Regions from separate parts of the Homo sapiens genome. Here region 2 is linked to region 1. The links are chromatin loops, found by intact Hi-C in ENCODE. Cell type or tissue: CD14-positive monocyte. All regions are shown on one strand.

What was found. A loop is a pair of places that touch in the nucleus more often than their neighbours do. Peaks named below come from ENCODE experiments on the same cell type or tissue, not always from the same donor. Only the 100,000 strongest peaks of a DNase experiment are listed, where the experiment ranks them.
Region 2: a loop joins it to region 1, with 3 times the contacts of the local background. A loop is called at or near these places in 1 of 110 quality-filtered maps.

What each region holds. Positions count from the first base shown.
Region 1 is chr9:134,242,442-134,244,941 of GRCh38, reverse strand. No RefSeq gene overlaps it. Among named protein-coding and RNA genes, the nearest start is that of LINC02247, 52 kb to the left of the region's middle. RefSeq lists an enhancer at 884-1,003. In CD14-positive monocyte, no CTCF peak of the experiment used is centred here; a DNase peak (open chromatin) is centred at 971; H3K4me3 peaks cover 697 bases; H3K27ac peaks cover 796 bases.
Region 2 is chr9:134,371,888-134,374,387 of GRCh38, reverse strand. All of the region lies in intron 1 of RXRA (retinoid X receptor alpha), which reads right to left. Among named protein-coding and RNA genes, the nearest start is that of MIR4669, 6.3 kb to the left of the region's middle. RefSeq lists an enhancer at 1,162-1,687. In CD14-positive monocyte, a CTCF peak has its summit at 953; DNase peaks (open chromatin) are centred at 877, 1,327 and 2,387; H3K4me3 peaks cover 1,958 bases; H3K27ac peaks cover 2,500 bases.

The sequences.
Region 1 (2,500 bases):
TCCCTGGACCTAGCCTGCTTAGCCTGTGGAGAGCTTCTATCTGGGGTTTGTTTTCTTTCATCGATTTTGGAAAATCCTCAGCCATTCTATCTTCAAACATTGCTTTTTCCCTATCCTCTCTCTTTCTCTTTCTCTCTCTCTCCCTCCTAAAATTCCTGTTACCTGCATGATGGAGCTGCTCCCCAGACCCCATGTGTATGGCATGCTCTGTCTGTTTCTTATCCTTTTCTACTCACTCTGTTTCTTCCTAGTTTTTTTCCTGACTTATCATTTCACTTTATTAAAACTCTATTTCCTAGCCTACTGTTAAGCCTGTCTATTAAGTTTCTAATTTTAATCATTGCATTTTTCTAGAATTTCCATTTTGTAATAGATTCCAGTTGTCTAGCAAAATTCTCTGTTTTATCATCCATTTGCTCGAATAATAATTTGAAAGCCCATCTGTGATGCTACCAATAGCTGAGCAGTCTGTGGGGCTGTTGCTGTCATCATTTTTTTTCTCTGGGTCCTGTTTCTTGGTTTTCCTTGACATTTGTGAAGGCTTGGCTATACCTCTGGTTCCCTTTCATAGCGATTAAGCTTCCTGGCATCCCGGCTGAGAGCCTGGAGCGTCTTCTAGAGCTTCTCCTCCTTGGCAAGTCCTAAGCTCTCATTCTGGGCTACCTGACACTCTAGAAATTCTGACACCTCAGTAGCTTTCTTCTGGGCTTCTTAGCTTCTTGCTCTGCACACGTTCATCCACCAAACAGCTAGAAGGGAAACCTCTGAGCATCAAACTCACTTATTTTCACCACCTTTCTCCCCAGGATCTTCAGATCGCCACTCAATTTTTGGCTACCTTGACAGGTCCAAACTCCAGTGTCAGCCCTGTGAAACTCCGCTGGCTTCCCTTCCTCTTCACGGGTGTTTATGGTCTCTTGTCTTGCAGCAGGAGTTGGGAAATCCCCTGAATGAAAAGCGAGCAACAGCGTTGGCTCATCTCTCCGCGGTTCCCCTTTTGCTGAGATCTCAGCCCTTTGAGTCCCGATTGGCTCAGCTGCTCACCAGTGTCTTCAAAAAGAGCATTCGTATTTTACCCAGCTTGTCTACGTAGTGATCTATGCTGGCTACTTCATAACAGCCAGAAGCAATAGTCATTAAGTGGTATTTTAATTAACTATATTGGCATTTTATATATATATATATACACACACACACACACACACACACATACGCACACTATGTTCAGCACTACAGAGTCCAAATACAAGACACTTTTACCAAGTATTTTATTTGTAAAGGCATCCCAAAGGTAAGATGTCAACACGCAAGATTGGAGTGTGGAGGTGACGCTCATCCAACTTCTTTATTTCTTTTTTTTTTTTTTTTTGAGACAGACTCTTGCTCTGTCACCCAGGCTGGAGTGCAGTGGCATGATCTTGGCTCACTGCAACCTCCGCCTCCCGAGTTCCAGTGATTCTCCTGCCTCAGCTTCCTGAGTAGCTGGGATAACAGGCACACGCCGCCACCATGCCTGGATTTTTTTTTGTATTTTTAGTAGAGATGGGTTTTCGCCATGTTGGCCAGGCTGGTCTCAAACTCCTGGCCTCAAGTGATCTGCCCGCCTCAGCCTCCCAAAGTGCTAGGATTACAGGCATGAGCCACCGCGCCCAGCCTATATTTCTGATTATAAAAAAATTGCAGCAATGGTCGCCATGGTCCACGCATCAGCCAGCGCCTGCTGGGCTTTACACAGCTCTCCTGTCTCCCTCACAGCAAGTCCAGGGGGAGGGTCTAGGAGGCCCCGTTGGGAAGTGACACTCGGGATTTGAGCTCTGGCATGCCTGAATCCCTGAGCCGCTGCGTCCTCCTGGCTCCCTGCAGGAAGATTTCTCCCATGCTGTTTATTTTCAGGATGGTCCCTGAAACGTAAGGGACCCGACAGCCACCACGGCGAGGAAGGCGCAGAAGGGGCAGCACGGAGCCGTGAGCCACAGAGATGCTGCAGCCTGGACCAGCCATCATCAGACAGGCGTGTGCCGTCAGCGCTCAACGTGTGAGAAAGCACAGAGCCAGGCCCTTCCCAAGACCCCACTATGAACCCGATTGCTTCGGCCTGGCTGCCTTCCTCCAAAGGGGTGCAGGCGGGGCCCACGGGACCCCAGTTCTCTAGTCTCGCCTGACTCTAGGCAGAACTCTAGTGGCTCTGATCTCTGGGCAGAACTGACTCAAGAGCCACTGAAGAGACCTTCGCCTGGGGTCCTAGACTGGGCTGCAAGGAGTCTTTGAATCTCTTGAGATTGTGCACTAAGTATTTACCTGCACGCATTTTTCCAGGAAGAGGGCCTGCGGCTTGCATCATATCCCCACCGTGGTCTGTGACCAAGAAAGTAGTCAGCATCTTTAGGCTAGAGGAGGCGGGAGCCCCGGATTCCAATCGCAGTTCTCCCTGGCTGTGTGAGCTTGATTTGTCCTTTCTCTCTCTGAGCCCTGATTCTGCCTCTTTTCTGCAAGGACCTTG
Region 2 (2,500 bases), 130 kb before region 1:
CCACCCTCAGGCCGGGAGCAGCCCACACTGCGGAAGTGGCAGTGACCACCAGGTTGGCCTTTCCTCATCCATCCCACAGGTGGTGAGTGCCAACCACCACCCAGGCTCAAGCTCCACTGGGGCACAGCGGCCGCCGCCTGCGGATCTGGGTTTGAGTCCTGGCTGCATCGCTCTCGGCTGGGTAGGGCCTTGGGCATCTGACTCAACCTCGCTGGTTCTAAACGTCCTTGTCCCCAGAAAGGGGATGGCACCCTCACCTTTAACTCCCGGAAGCCGTGACGATTAACCGACACCACAGACAGCCACGTGGACAGCCACCTTCATGCACCACTCAGAGAGCACTTGCCCATCAGGCGACTGCTTCCCCCGTCGAACCCAGGGCTACAAACAGGCAGAGAAAAACCAGGCTGGGAGGCCAGGTGAGGTGGCGCACTCCTGAAGTCCCCACTACCCGAGAGGCCGGGGCGGGAGGATCACTTGAGCCCAGGAGTTCACGTCTAGCCTGGGCAACAAAGCAAGACTCTGTCTCTAATTTTTAAATTTTTAATTAAAATAAATTAGAAAACAAAGGTGGGCCCTGCCCAGGGGCACCCAGTCCAGAGTCAGAAAGACAGCCTTTTCCAGGAACCTGGCTATCGGCTGGTAATGTGGCAAGGTGGAGGAGACATCAAGGGGGGCTTCCTGTGGGAGGTGCCACTCACCTCCCTCCAGCTACAACCCAGTAGGCTCCGACACCTCCCCATGCCAAACCCTGGCCTCTCTGTGGATAGCTGGGGGATGGGACAGACCTGCACATGTGTCTACCATAAGGAAGGTAGGCCCAGGGAGGGTGATAGACAGGAAGATCTGGGTCAAAAAAACCCACACCACCTCGTGGCCAAGGACCGCAGCACACAATGCTGCTTCTCTGGGCCGCAGTATTCTCATCTGGAAAATGGGCCAACGGCCTGGGAAAACACAGGGTTGGAGACCACACACGAGAAGGGCTGAGCGCAGGGCCCGGCACACAGCAGCAGGCACAGAGCTGTTAAAGACAGTCGGGCGTGGACCACAGTTCCTGGCAGACGGCAGGTGCCCATAACTCAGTGCGTCTCGGTGGCCATGCCCTTCCTGTTACTGCCATTCCTAGCCCAAGAACAGCACCAAAGGCTGGTCTCTGGGACCCGAGTCCTTCATCCCACCCGGGCCCCAGACACTTCCGCCTTACCAGAAAGCATGGCTCCTGACCACCCCCAGCTCTGTGGCCACTTGGCTGTGTGGCCCAGCCCAGCTCCTCACCCTCTCTGGGCACCCGCTTCCTCATCCATAACGGACTGGTCTCCAGGGCCCCTCCCCTGCTGACGAACCCGGGGCAGACGCCACAGCCCAGGCCAGGCTTGACCACAGGTTCCTGGAATGCCAGGCCCCACCCAGCAGGCAGGAGGGTCTGGCCTACCGCAGCTCTGCAACCAGGAAGGCTGGGTCTCAGCCCCTCTCCTGCTGCCCCTTCACCAGAAAGCCAGATTCCAGATCTCAAGCAGCTCCGCGCCCAGTCCAGACCAGAGAGCCTGAGCTACCGCCTGGGGTCACACAGCCTACAAGGGCAGAGCCAGGACTCGCCTGCCCCACAGGAGCACACGCCCTGCTGGGCCCTGTGCTGCCACCCTCTGAGGTGGTAGAGTCCCGGGAAGAGCAGGGTCTCACAGTCCAGCACCTGGACACAGTTCCTCTGCCTGCTGGGGGCCCCAAGGCGGGTCAGTGGGCCTCTCTGATCCTCTGTCTCCTCTAAACTAAGCCTAATAACACCCACCCCATAAGATGATGGGGAGGCCTCCGTGATGCCCTCTGAGGTGACGGGGAGGCCTCCGTGATGCCCTCTAAGCCGTGTGCCTGGAACCCAGTGATAACAAATCAATTCTGCAATGGGTCCAACCACTGTCTCCCCTCACGGGACAGTCCCAGGGCCAGGCCTCCTCCAGCCAAAGGAAGAGGGACCCTCGCCTGCGGCCCCCACTCCACACCATCTCCCATAATCGGCCCAGGACGGGTCCATGCTCCAGCCCCAACAGCAAAGCCAGCATCCAGGAGGCCCTCAGCTGAGGCCCTGGCTGCGGCCCTCCACCTCCCCAGTGGGCGCGTGTCCTGCCACACTGCCAGGCGCCTTCGGCCTACCTGGCTCTCCCTCTCCCTCCCTACGCCCTTCTGCCTCTACAAGCGGCACTGAGACTGGATGGCCGGGCTTCAAACCCATCCTCACCCCTCTCCACACCTCAGTTTCCCCTCCATAAATGGGGAAGTAGCAAGGATCCCGTGGGCCCAGACTAATGTCACCCTGCCTTGACGTCACTCCCTCGAGGTGGCCTCTCCTCCCCTCCCCAGGGAGGGAAGTGGGGCCTGAGCACCCCACAAGGGAGGCCCAGGCTGGGCCTGGCACCCAGTCCTGCACCAGGCTGGCAGGATGTTGGGAAATGCACAGGCACTTATTTCAACACCGCTGGCCACGTCACAGACGGGTTTCAAC